Linked DNA regions of Mus musculus: all the other regions are linked to region 3. Evidence: chromatin loops called from intact Hi-C (ENCODE). Cell type or tissue: heart. All regions are shown on one strand. Each heading gives the region's core, and the rest is flanking DNA. Links, peaks and the distances in the headings are about the cores only.

Evidence for each region. Hi-C counts contacts between places; a loop is a spot of excess contacts. Peaks named below come from ENCODE experiments on the same cell type or tissue, not always from the same donor. Only the 100,000 strongest peaks of a DNase experiment are listed, where the experiment ranks them.
Region 1: a loop joins it to region 3, with 10 times the contacts of the local background. A loop is called at or near these places in 11 of 42 quality-filtered maps.
Region 2: it touches region 3 in a loop (6-fold over the local background); 37 of 42 quality-filtered maps call a loop at or near these places.

Annotation. Positions count from the first base shown.
Region 1 is chr15:73,042,156-73,046,592 of GRCm38, reverse strand. All of the region lies in intron 4 of Trappc9 (trafficking protein particle complex 9), which reads left to right. Among named protein-coding and RNA genes, the nearest start is that of Trappc9, 17 kb to the left of the region's middle. In heart, for the core only: a CTCF peak has its summit at 1,886; a DNase peak (open chromatin) is centred at 1,882.
Region 2 is chr15:73,020,498-73,024,934 of GRCm38, reverse strand. The region is part of intron 6 of Trappc9 (trafficking protein particle complex 9); the gene reads left to right. Among named protein-coding and RNA genes, the nearest start is that of Trappc9, 38 kb to the left of the region's middle. RefSeq lists an enhancer at 1,616-4,437. In heart, for the core only: a CTCF peak has its summit at 1,843 (motif pointing right); a DNase peak (open chromatin) is centred at 1,844; H3K27ac peaks cover 269 bases; H3K27me3 peaks cover 782 bases.
Region 3 is chr15:72,547,255-72,551,691 of GRCm38, reverse strand. It overlaps Kcnk9 (potassium channel, subfamily K, member 9), which reads left to right and starts at 3,993. Exons shown (of 2, transcript NM_001033876.2): 1 at 3,993-4,437. In heart, for the core only: a CTCF peak has its summit at 2,118 (motif pointing left); a DNase peak (open chromatin) is centred at 2,111; H3K27me3 peaks cover 2,421 bases.

The DNA.
Region 1 (4,437 bases), core at 759-3,258, 500 kb before region 3:
GGGCACTGATCTTTATTCTGAAGATTTGGATGTGGACCTGTAGGTCTATAACTAAAGGACAAAATATAGTTTCTTTAAAAAATTAGGGCTGGAAAGCCAGATATGATGCTGGGCTCCCATACTCAGAGCGAGGCTTAGGAATGGAAGGCCAGGCTTAGCTACATAGTATATTTGAGGCTAGCCTGGACTACATGAGATCCTGTCTTGAAAAAACAAAACAAAACAAAACAAAACAACCAAGATGGAGAAGGTAGCCCACTTGTAGAGTTCCTGCCTAGCACCGTGGGAGGACCTGGGTCCCTTATATAGGACCCCCACCCCAAAATGTATAGAATATTCTATAGTCAACTGGAAGAAAGTGCTTACCATTGACTTGTAAAGGTTTCTTAGTAGTGGTGGCCTCTACTTTTTCTTCTCTCTGAACTTGGTAATATTACTTACCATTAAATTGATCAAAACAGGCCTGAGGTGTGGCTTGCTGGTAGAACACCTGGTTCTCATCTCTGTCACTGGCATTCGATGGTGGGGACTGACATGACGCATGGTCCAGAGCCAGGCTGTGGTGGTGCACGCCTGCAATCCCAGCACTTGGGAGGCAGAGGCAGGTGGGTCTCTGAATTTGAGGCCAGCCTGGTCTACAGAGGGAGTTCCAGGTCAGCCAGAGATAAACTGAGAAACCTTGTCTGGAAAAAGAGAAAAAGGAAAAGGAAAGAGGGGCTGGTAAGATGGCTCAGCAGTTAAGAGCACTGACTGCTCTTCCAAAGGTCCCTAGTTCAAATCCCAGCAACCACATGGTGGCTCACAACCATTCATAACGAGATCTGACACCCTCTTCTGGTGTGTCTGAAGACAACTACAGTGTACTTACATATAATAAATAAATAAACCTTAAAAAAAAAAGGAAAGAAAAAGGAAAGAAAAGAAAAAGTCCAAATATCTACCAGCGCTCCTCAGCCTCAGGCAGGGCTTTACAACTCCCCAGTGGGAACATTTGAGGGTTGGAGCGAGTACTCTTTTTTTTTTTTTTTAAAGGGACAGAGACTTGTCACCCAGCGATTGAATCCCTGCTGAGTTAAGGTGGCAACTGAGTTGGCCTCTTACAGAGCCCCTGCCTGTCACCGTGAACTCTTTTTTCAGCGGCCTGAGTTTAAGGAGTGTCTGGGAAAACAGGACAGACTGAAGTCATGGTTATTTTACAGATCTGTTTGTTTATGTGACAGGGTGCTACTGTGTAGTCCTGGCTGACCTGGAGCTTGAGATAGAGACTAGGCTGGCCTTGAATTTTTAACAATCCCATCTTCCTGCCTTTGTCTCTAAGTGCTGGGTTTATGTATGGGTGTGTACCACCGTGCCCGGCTATTTTTTTAAAAAAAAAAGGTTTATTTATTTATGTCGTGAACCTCCGTGTGGCTACTGGGAATTGAGTTCAGGACCTCTGGAAGAACAGCCAGTGTTCCTAATTGCTGAACCATCTCTTTAGCCCCTAAATTTTTATTTGTGAGTATGTATGTATCCACTCACATGTTTGAGGGTATCTTTGGAGGTTAGAAGAGAGCATTAGGGTAGTTGTAAGGCGGTGGAATTAAACTCTAATCCTCTGTGAGAGCAGTAACCACTTTTAACCGCTCAGCCATCTTTCCTGCCCCCTCAGTTGCCTTTAGGGAAAAATACAGAGACTGGGAGAAAGTTTGGCAGCTGACTGTAAGAAGAACCAGTTCTGAGACCCCTTCCTGTTCGTAGATTGTCCTCCGGGAGCCTGTCTCTTTGGTTGACATCCGGGTGTCAGACTTTAGCTGTTGAACAGTGCCATCTTTCTATGAAGCTGCCCAGTGCCTGTGCTAGCTGAACTTTGCCTGTGGTCTGCAGATTCTGGATCCTTGCAGGACGTTCCATAGGTGGCGCTGTTGCACTTACTTATTATTTTTAAAGCTTTTTTTTTTTTTTTTTTTTTTTTTCCGGCTTCTACAAGAGGACCCAAAACCAGGCTCCTTGAATACGATTTCTTCATTTGATCCCCAGTACATACCCGGAAAAAGCCTTCTGGATATATGTGTTTTTCTCTGGTCAGCTCAGAGCGAGGGTTGCAGATTTGCTATCAGAGCAGCAGTGAAACTGGACTTTCTCTTGAGTATTAGGTAATGGTTAGCCATGATGTCACAGCTCTGCAGCGCCTTGCAGATGAGAAGAAGGCTGCCTGCCAGGTCTTAAATCTCCACTCCTGTGCTTATTAGCAAGCACCATCTAGGGTCTGGAGGAGATCCTGGCTTCCGGATCAGCTGAGGTGGTTGCGTGAAGGTGTGAAGATTCATCTATATGCATTTGGTGTGTTACTGACCTTTACGTGATACTGTGTGTTTCAAGTCAGCTCTGGCCACCCATCCTCAATAAGGCAGTCGAACCAAATTAAAGGTGGGAAGCAGGAAAAAGAAGATTTATTCCACGTGACCACATTGGGAAGAGGGATGAGAGTCTTGTTGTGTAGCCCAGGCTGGCCTCGAACTTGGTCCTGTCTTCTCTTCCACCCCTATTACTGAGATTGCAGGCATGCACCTCACGCTGGGTGTTGGATCCATCATTCTATGTTTGATTTCTAAGGAGTCAGAATAGGGAGAAATAGCTTTGTGAAGAAAGATCCACTTAAGAAGTAAGAGAAGGGGCTGGAAAAATGGCTCAGTGGTTAAGAGCACTGACTGCTCTTCCAGAGGTTCTGAGTTCAATTCCCAGCAACCACATGGTGGCTCACGACCATCTGTAATGGGATCTGATACCCTCTTCTGGTGTATCTGAAGACAGCTATAGTATACTCATATACATAAATAAGTATTTAAAAATGTTTAAAAAAAAAGAAGTAAGAGATGAGTGAGGCCTGGTGTGCAGATTTGTAATCTTGGGGTTTATAATCTTAGTTATGGAGGAGGCTAAGGTAGGAGGCTGGCAAGTTCAAACTTCAAGGGCTGCCTGGTAACTGAGCAAGACAAAACTTGGTCTTAAAAATAAAATTAAAGGATGGAGACCTTCACTTGCTCTCTCAGGTCCGTCTTACTTTCTTCTGGGTGTCTTTTTTTTTTTCTTTTTTCTTTTTGGTTTTTAGACAGGGTTTCTCCGTGCAGTCCTGGCTGTCCTGGAACTCACTCTGTAGACCAGGCTGGTCTTGAACTCAGAAATCCACCTGCTTCTGCCTCCCAAGTGCTGGGATTACAGGAGTGCGCCACCACTGCCTGGCACTTTCTGGGTGTCTTTTTCTTTACCCTTGTACTTAAAATGTCTTCTAGCTTGATATGATGGCGTATGCTTTTAATCCCAGCACCTGAAAGGCAGCAGTAGGGGGATTTCTGTGACCTCTGATCTCTCTTTCTGTGTGTGTGTGTGTGTGTGTGTGTGTGTGTGTGTGTGTGTATGTATGTATGTGTGTATACTGTGTGCATGCAAGTGCTCTCAGAGGCCAGAAGATCCCCTAGAGCTGGAGTTACAGGCAGGTGTAAGCTGCATAGAGTGGGTGCCAGGACCTGAATCTTGGTCTTCTGCAAGAGCAATACTCCTAACTGCTGAGCCGTTTTTCTAGCTTCCACTGTCCACTTTGAGACAGGGTCACGGCTTATCCATTTTGGTCTCAAACTTACTATGTAGCCAAGGATGTCCTTGATCTCCTGATCGTCTCTTCTGAGTGCTGGAATTTCTGACATACGTCACCATGCCCAGTTTATGTAGTGCTAGGAATTGACCCCAGGGCCTTATGCATACTAGGGAAATACTCTACCAACTGTGCTACAGCTTCAGTATAAACCACCTCTAAACATCACTTCCTTAGCTTTGATAAGTGCCCTGTAATTCATAAGTCAGTCTCTCTCTCTGTGTCTCTTTCTGCCTCTGTCTCTCTCTCTCTCACACACACATACACAGAGAGAGAGAGAGACAGACAGACAGACAGACAGACACACAGAGAGAGACAAAGGCATACACAGAGAGAGACAGAGAAAGAAAGAGACAGAGAGATCTGGGAGTATTAATGTATTACTATATTTCCTTCTGAAACCTTTGATACCTCAGTCAGAGCACTCACATATTCTCTTGTTATTGGTTTATTGGTGAAACGAGGGTTTCTGAAACTTGTTGATGGAGAGTGAGGAGCCTGAGCTTAGAAAGTAGGAAGGGAAGAGATAAGGGGGCATTTTCCTCTTCGTTCAATGCAGGGTTAACAGTAGGATCTTCTGTTCTCCTCCTGGAACCAGAAAAGCATGGTGCCTGCCACACACACGCTCTTCCCCTCAGTAGCTGCAAGTGTCCCAGGCTCACCAGGGTGGATGCAAACTGTAAAATGTGTTCTGCTAGTTGTCTTTAAAAGTGGTTTTATTTTCCAAATAAAAGACCGTAATCTGTTCTTTCTTCCAGGGGCGCAAGAAGTTCTCATTGACCCAGGTACATGATCTCTGTGCTTAG
Region 2 (4,437 bases), core at 759-3,258, 470 kb before region 3:
GTATCTTGAGTCTGAACTGTTTGGGGAAAGCAGATAGGCTGAAACAGAAAGACTGGTATCTGAGGAGAATGAGGCAGAGTAATTGCAGACAGCCACTAAACCTCAGTCAGCTGGGCTCTGAGAGGCAAAAGGCGGACAACAAACGTCCTGTGGGCGGGTGAGACCTCTGTTGGGCTGGATAAGGGTGAGATGCAGTAGCGGGTAGGCCGCCATGTGGGGAGGGTAGAGGGCAGCAGGGACTTGAGATAATCCCACCAGAACACGCAGGAAGCGTGCTCATAGCCAGACACCCATCCCCACCTCCAATAGTTGCCATGCTCACCTTAGAGGTTTTTTTTTTTTTGGAGGACGATAACTTAATAGTTAACCAGAGGCTGGCATGATGGCTCTGGCTATGAGCACATATTGCCTGCTCTTGCCGAGGACCAGAGTTCCACCCCCAGCACCCATCAGACGGCTTACAAGTGCCTGGAGCTCGAGCTCCTTGACCTCTCTGAGTCTTGCTTGCTGTAGAGCCCCGTGCTGCCCTCAGGCTGGTCTGTGGGCCTGGCTCCCCAAGTCAGTCACCAGAGTGAGGCTGCCTCAGAGTACCTGAACTGTCAGTCGTCAGCTCAACCACAGAGGAAGAGACAAACACAGAATTACGCCCCTAAAGAAAGACTCCACCAGTATTGCTGGCCATTTCATGTGGGGAAGTGCACCTATGCCTTCAAAGTGGGGGAGCACTGGGAGCCAGCTGCACCCTGTGTCCTGAGGGGAGGCCCCCAAGTTCTGCTCTCTGTTGGTTTCCAGGAGAGGCAAAAACCGGGTCCTTTGATATGGAAACTTCAGTTACCTGGGAAATGGCACAAGAGGAGATAGATGTCTGTCTCTAGTCATGCTGAAGTTAACTGTTTGACTTGGTTCTATCCAGGGTTCAACAATGGGCCAAGCCGTGTGTGTGTGTGTGTGTGTGTGTGTGTGTGTCTTGGATAGTCTGTTCTCTCCTCCCCGTTATGGGTCCCAAGAATTGAGCTTAGTTAGGCTAGTGACAAGCACCTTTAGCTGTTGAGCCATCTCGCCTGCCCTGAAGCTGTGTTTTTTAGGGATGCTAAGGCTATAGTCCTTGTAGAGGACTGGAGGGAGGGATGCCCCATGCCAGGCATACACAAACTTAGTGAAATGTGCACTGACTGAGACCCTGGGCATCGAAGGGCTTGCTTCACAGGGCAAGGACCCATGATGAGGGAAAAAGACCACCTGAGTGTCTGAGGTGGGCTGCTAGGGCCTCACTGGCCTGGAGCATGGAGAGACAGCAGGGGTCATGCTGGTGTAGGTTTGCCAAAGGTCAGTGAGGGCAATACACAGGGCAAGGGTACTTCAAGGGCAAGAGGGTGGCACCTTAATTGTAATCCATGCTTCTGAGTGAAGAGTGCTAGGCCTCTCAGGTAGACTGGAAAGGTCCAGGGAAGCCTTGAATTATTTGTAGCTGGGAGGCTGGATTTAGGTTAGATGGTCCTGTGTCCTTCCACAGCTCTGCAGTGGGCTACTGCTGTTATCAGGCCCAGGCGGTTCAGGAGACAGCTTTGAACACAGAAGAGGCTCCAAGCAGACCGGAAAGGTCTGGGGAGTGGAGTCTGTTGGGCTTAGCTGGTGCTAGAGTAGTGGGTGGCTGCCAGGCTTCCCAGCCCTGCTCCTCTTCTACAGACCTGTGGGCCCTCACTCTCTGCAGTTACTGAAGTCCGCTTTGCAGATTAAAGGGAGGAGATCTGGACTTACTGCAACCTGCTATCTATTCACAGTGGGGCCCTGTAGTTTGGATCAGCTCTGCTATCATCTTGCTCGGCGTCAGGCAAACACTAGAGGGCAGCAATGCTCTGTGGCAATTGTGGCCCTGCCTGCGGCACAGGGCGGTTACCAGCCTTTGAATTCTGCCGGAGGAGGAAGGCACTTTGCGGTCCTTGTCTCATCCTGATGTTTGTCTGCTAGTTGACAAGGCAGCAAAATAATGAGTTCTGGTGGGATTTTATAATCACAGTAAAGAGAAGGGCCTGGAGTTTTTCTGAAATAGAACAAGCTTTTGGTTCTTAATCAAGTGTGATCCATTGTGGAGCTGATGGTAACGAAGGACTTCGGCGGCAAATGGCGGACATTTGGGAAGGAATGGAGATGTGACTAGTGCAAGTTCCATCTGTCTTTCAGAATCCCTGCATGAGCTGGTGGTGCCACACACTTTGAATCCCAGCACTCAGGAGGCAGAGGCAGGCAGATTTCTTGAGTTTCAGGCCAGCCTGGTCTACAAAGGGAGTCCAGGACAGTCAGGGATATTACACAGAGAAACTCTGTCTCAAAAATCCAAAACCTCAGAACTGGAGGATAAAACTGTCTTTATCGGTGCTCTGCAAAATAGATGCAGAGTCCCTCTTCCCTGTGCAGGCACAGGGTGACCTGCGTGTGTTGGCTGGTTTAGGCGAGTGATTTCTGGTAATTATCTGGCACTCCCAAATGGCAACAAATAGCTGGCTGTGTACAGATCTGTGCAATGGTCATGAGGGTTTCACAGGCAAATGACAAGGTTCATATGAGAACAGAGGGGCTGGGACTTGAGTCATCATTTTCCCCTGTTTGTGAATAGAGGAGCCATGCAGCACCCTCTCAGCTTGTCTTCTGTGGAGAGCAAGCAGCCACCTCTCTCCTTTACTTAGTGCCGCTGCACACCGTCTGGGAACAGCAGGGTGGCAAGGAGGCTGCAAACCTCACTGGCATCCATTCACAGACTTCTTGAAGTAGGAATCTGTTCCTTGAGATTCTGTGGTCTAAATGTAGCCACCCCTATCTGCAGAGGGAGGTTAGGAAAAGGAACAATGATTCAGGCACCAAAGAAGATGGTGGCTTAGAGGTGAGGGGTCCCTGGGACACGTGTTCATGCACCCTTTGTGTTCCTTCCCTTCCCTTCCCTTGCCTCTGGGATGGGCAGGAGTGACTCTAGGCAAAGTGTTTCTGTCTGCCTGCCTGCTAGCCTGCTCCTGAAGTCCAGTGAGCTGCAGACAGTCATGGTCCACACTGGCCGGCGCTGAGGAGGGGAAACCGGCTGATAAACAAAAGACATGGAGGCAAACAATTCCCAAGTGAGTCAGATCTACAGAAACAAAGACCACGCTCCCATTGGATACCTTCTGCGGAGGAGCAGCTCGGGAGGCCTTCATCCCAGGAGCATAAGCACTGTTGCAATGTAGAGCAAGGTGCAACAAAGAAAGATGCACAGGCTGCGATGACTGTCTCCCCTGTAGCTGGCTGGTGGGGCTTGTGGCGGCTCCATCTGGTGCTGAGCAGACCCTGAGAAAGGTCTCGTCAGTTCCTTTCCTCACCACTTGCAGCCAGTTTTAAAGACAGGGAAACTGAGGGGTGAGACCCAGCTCAGCTCACAAAGTCTCCCATTGTTCTTTCAGTCCCCCTCGCTCCCTCGCTTGTGTGATTCCAAAAGCCCAACCCGGTGGCAGCTCCCCTCCCCCACCCTAGGCTGCCTGAGGGACTGAATACATTTTTGTTTTCAACAGAAAATGGCAGGTGACCTTACGAGAAAGTGCTACTGAGGAAGTGTCTGGAAAACTAGACCAGCTTCTGAGGGTCGCAGCGTGGCCCCGTCCTCCGCCTCCTCACATCTCTAAGTTCCAGAACAATTGGTGCCCTTTAAAACATTCTCCTTTATGAGACTTTAGAGGGGACTTTCAACCTCTTTGTCTTTGGTTAATTTTCTTTGCAAAGCCATTCAGATTTTATGCAGGCTACTCTGTTCAGATGCAAGAACAGCCTCCTCCTCCTCGGATTTCTTTTTTGATGGGTTTCCTTAATGAAGCTGTTGCTAAGGAAACCCTGCAAGAGCCTGGTAGGCACCAGAGTGACTGCATCCCTAGTGCTCCTGTCAGGTTGAGCTCAGAGTCAGAAGGGTGGGAGAGTGGGGAAGGGTGTCATCTGGGGAAGGGGCTGAGGTAATGCTGTGACAGGTCAAAGCTGGCCAACTGGCCAATGGCTTCCAGGGCCAGTCAGTCCGTGGGGGAACTGTGGGGGAACCGTGGGGGGATCCACAGCTCTTACAAGGAAACCATTGAATGGGGGGGGGTGGAGAAGGAAGGTCACCTGCTAGATTCCTTTCTGGAATTGAGAGGAGAGAGAGAGAGAACTGAGAAATTTCTGGTCTAACAGGATTCTGGTGTGTGGCTTGACTAAGAGTCCAGGAGAGTGGAAGTCTGTGAGGACAGTGAGGGGGGCTCAGTCATTCCAGAGCCAGGGGTCTGCAGAGACCCCTTGGGGGCCAGCTCTGCTCTACCCCCTCCCCTCCCCCTCCCAACTTGGAAAGGCACTGCCCATTGAGCTGAGTTTCAAATCTCCACTCTAACCAGAAAAGGTGATAAAAGAAGCCAGACCTCAGTGCCCTGCAGGCAGCTGTAATTTTTAAGG
Region 3 (4,437 bases), core at 968-3,467:
ATTCAGTGTTGGTGAAATGGGGTACCCACAGAACACACTCACTCACATATGAATTGTTTGGGAAACGCTGGGTAAGCTTTCTGCCCCACATTGGGGTGCTTTTCTTGGAATCTGACAGGGCTGGAAGGTTGAAATGAAGGCAGACTACCCACTGCGCCGATTGCATGGCTTTGGAGCATGTCTAAGGCTGGAGGGAGCTCCTGTTTAGGGGGCTTCTATTGGCCACTTTTCCTGTTGTCATTCTAAAATACTCGGAGACAAAGCAACTTGAGAAAGGAAAGGCTTCTTTTGACCCCCCCTTTCAGGGTAGATAGCTCATCATTACAAGGACAGCATAATGGCAGGAGCTAGAGGTAGCTGGTCATATTACATCCACAGGCAGGAAGCAGAGAGTAAGCACTAGTGCCCAGCTCATTTTCTCCCTTTTAGTCAGTCCAGGACTCCAGCCCAAAGAAAGCTGCTGTTCACAGTTAAGGTGGGTCTTCCTACATCAATCAACCTACTGTAGCTGATCCCTCCGAGCTGTGCCCAAAGGCTAGCCCATTCTAGATTCTATCAAGTTGACAATCAGTATTAACCATCCAGGGCTCCCTGGTAGGAAGCTTCCACTTCCAGCTGGGGCTATGAGAGAACTCAGCTTCACCTGCAGAACGTGGGGATAGTTCTGTGCCCTCTGCCTGCATTCAGAGAGGGAGATATGAATGCGACAATGCATTTGGCACTCCCAACGATTCATGATGTCCAGGGAGCCTCTGACAGTGCTGGCTTCTTCTCAGCCAAAAGAAATTGCCCTGGGCTAGCAGTGGCACCAGCCTGGGATAATTGGCACAGAGTGCTGTACTTCCCTCTCTTGGTTCCCTCCCTCCCTCCCTCCCTCCCTCCCTCCCTCCCTCCCTCCTTCCTCCCTTCCTCTCTCTCTCTCCCTTCCTCCTTCAGTCCCTTCAGCAGCAACCCCTGTGGTTAGACACACAGTGGGGTGTGTGTGTATGAAGAAGTACTGGCTTGGGAGTTCTGTCCTCATGCATTGTGGGGCTAGGATATGCCCTCTCTGGTGAAAGGGCTGGAGGAAGGGTTGCAGACATGTGTGTACAGAACAGAACAAACAAGTAGGCGGCAGAGTTATAAAACCAGGATGTGTTTTATTAGCTAATAAGATGCATCTGCTTTTATTAAAGAGAGAGCCAAAGTGGAAGGGAGGTCTAGGGACTGACTCCCAAAGGGGCACAGAGAGGCTGTGAGCCCACTCACTGGCCACAGCTGTGCCCTGTATTGATGCCCTCAAAGCCTTTCTCTTCTTGTCTCTGCTCCTCCTTAAACCTCTTACTCATGCCCAAGTCTAGTCAAGATGCCCCAGGGTTACACCTACGAACCTGCAGCACTACGGGGGGGGGGGGGGAGAGCTGTCATTGACTCAAAGGTGGACAGGGGAGCCCATGCCAGACAAAAGACAAAGACAGGAAGAATTTCTGAGCTTAATTGGCAATTATCCAACAGACAAAAACACTGTACTGTTTTTTGGGGTTTTTTTTGAGCATTAAAAAAAAATCCGTGGGTTCAGCACGTAACCCTCGGAGGTGAAACTCCCAGAACTACCCCTGGTGTGTGTGTGTGTGTGTGTGTGTGTGTGTGTGTGTGTGTGTGTTTGTTGCCACCATCCTAGCAAGCACTCACTGAGCATCATCCTGGAGTGGGAACTGAGCATCTTTCCCAAGAGAATGGGGACTAGGGATGCAGGCCGAATAGTCAGGACCCAGGCTCCTCTCCAAGGAGTCAAAAGACATTCAAAAACTGGGTTGTGCGATGTGGACAAGAAACTGGAATCCTGGAGGAAACTCTGGAAAGAAGCCCGGGGACAATGGGTTCTAGATGGGAGTAATTCTGTGGTCTTGGACAGGAGGCCTTTCCTTCACCTATAAAACAAACTGAAGTGCCTTTCCGTCTTTCCAAAACGCTGTGTGGAACTGGAGCTTCTCTGAGCAAAGCCTGGACTCCAGTCATCAGAGCTCAGCCCATCCCCCACAGCTCCTGCACTTGTCTTTGGGGACAGCTTGGACCTCGCTGCAGTCTGGTTGGCTCAAACGTGGGCAGATCTGTGGGTCGGAGTCTAGCGCCCCCTGGTGGCGCCGAGACGCACAAGCCCTATCGGACCTCTTGCTGGCCCGACGGTCAGGCCATGACTCAGGGTGCCACCGCTGCCAGAGCAGCGGGAGGCCTGACTGGGGTTCCGTCGTAGGCTGAGCCACGACTCAATTAATTACCAGCTGCTGGGAATCTTTGTTGCTCGCTTGTGGTGACTCACTCCGCAGCCAGGCTCCCTTGCAAAGCACGGGGGCCTTGGCTTCCAAAATGAATTTTGGGGAGCGCACCTGATCAGGTGGAGCTCCCCATCCGGGTACCAGGAAGACCACACGGAGACTTGACTGTTCAGGAATAGCTCACAGCGCCCGATGCCCCTGCCCTGTGGTGCACTCATGATCCTTTAAATTTTACCTGGGAGCATACATGAAGCCCCTAGTCCATCGGGCTATGCGTCTGGGTAGACAGAGGCTGGGGCATGGTCTAGGAAGCTGAAGAACACAGGGTTTCTAAGTCTCCGAACTCTTTCAACAGCTGGGGACGATTCACAGGCTGCTCCTATCTCCATGGACAGCTTCTAGCTCCCGCCTTTTAGCTGTTGCTTGGTGGTCACCAGATCTCTTCATCAGCGTCCATGGCTAGGGACAGAGAAGATAGCCTGGTCGAGGAAACCAAAGCCCGGGGTCTCAAAAGCGTGATTCTGTCTGTCCCAGTCCGCAGCAGCACTGCTCTAGGGGAGCTTTGTGAGCAAGAAAACCTCTGGGCAACCTAAAGAGGATGGGTGGGTGGGGAACCCAGAAGACCTAAACAGGAATCCTGGCTTCTTCCTTAAACTCAAAGGCTAGTAGCTCCCTGGCCAGATCCTCCTGTTCTATTTCCAAGCCTTAACCTGGAGGGTGCCTCGCCGGGGGAGCGCGCGCGGGGGGGGGGGAAGTTCCTGCACTCTGCTCCTCAGCAGAGGAATCAAGAAATGAACAGTGAAGAAGCGCGCGCACTGGGGGAAGTGGGGATGGGGGGTGGGGGCGGGGAGGCTACTGCTGGAGAGGGGAAATGAGAATTCCTGTCCATCCTTTCTTGAGGTGTAACTCTTAAAAGTGGTGGTCTGCGAGATCTCTAGGGAAAAGTAGCGGGGAAGGGGGGTAGCAGGTGCAAGACCACCCGGGACACAGCCACTATCCGAACTAAGGTGGCTGTCAAAACCCCAACAATCTAGAAGGCAGTATCCAGTAGGGCGCTGCTGAGCCAGGTGGCTGCTGCAGCTGGACGTGTGTGTGTGTGTGTGTGTGTGTGTGTGTGTGTGTGTGTTACAAGGGGGAGCGTGTGGCCACTGCTGTTGCACTCTCCAGGGCTCATAGCCCCTTCCTTTTCTATTTCCAACTCTCCCGGTTTTTGTTGTTGTTGTTGTTTTCCCCCATAAAAGGTTAATCTGTCTCCACTGGTCAAATTCGTTTTTCATCCCCAGCTGCAGGGCCCTCAAACTCTCTCTTCACTTTGCCAAGGTTGGGTGCGCTCTTAGGGGAGCAGTACTTTTTCAGAAGGAAGCCACTTCATCCCCATCTCAAACCCTCTAGCAGCTGGCCTCCCATCCCCGAACCCTAGCAGCACCTAGTTCAACCCCTTTCCTTTTCTCTCTCTCTGGCCATCACTCCTGGGCTCCTTCATGTGCACCCTGCGCAGTACCAGGTCTGCTGCAGGAGCTGCCACTGCCGCCTCACCAGCTGGCTGGGGACCAGGCGGGAGGTGGCGCGACCCAGAGGCTGCAGGAGGGAGGGAGGGAGGGAGAAAAGAGAGGAGGGAGGGAAGCCGGTCCTCGGAGTAGCCTGCCCCCCTCCCTCCCGCCGGAGCGGGGCCGTCAAACGCAAACACGCGCGCACGCACACCCGCGAATACATACACTCGGGCTCCCTCCGGCGCGCACGCACAGCGCCTCAGGCAGACCAGAGCGGCGGCTGCCTCTCTGGACTCCTGGACGCCAGAGTCTTAGGATCCTCGGGCAGCTGATGCGCCTTTGCCTGTCCCCATCCCTACCCTTCAGTTCCTCCAGGGCTGCGGGACCCCTCCCGCCGCCGCCGCCACCTCGCCCGCCACCCGGCGAGGAGCTGGCTGGCCGGCCGCTGCCGCGCAGTTCCCTCTTCGTCCCCGAGGTAGCTCCGTCGCGGCTCCTGTCTTGGGCTTCGTCGTGTTCCTGAGCTTCAGAGGCTGAGCAGAACAAACTTCGCAGATCGGCTGTCGCGCGGCGGGCACCCCGCGTGCCCCGCGCGCCCAGGTGGGCACGGGGCTTTCGGATCTTGGGGCATCGGGTTTCCTCGCCCGTTGCCCCTGCTAGATAGACTTTATCCCTGCTTGCAGGGATTCTAGAGA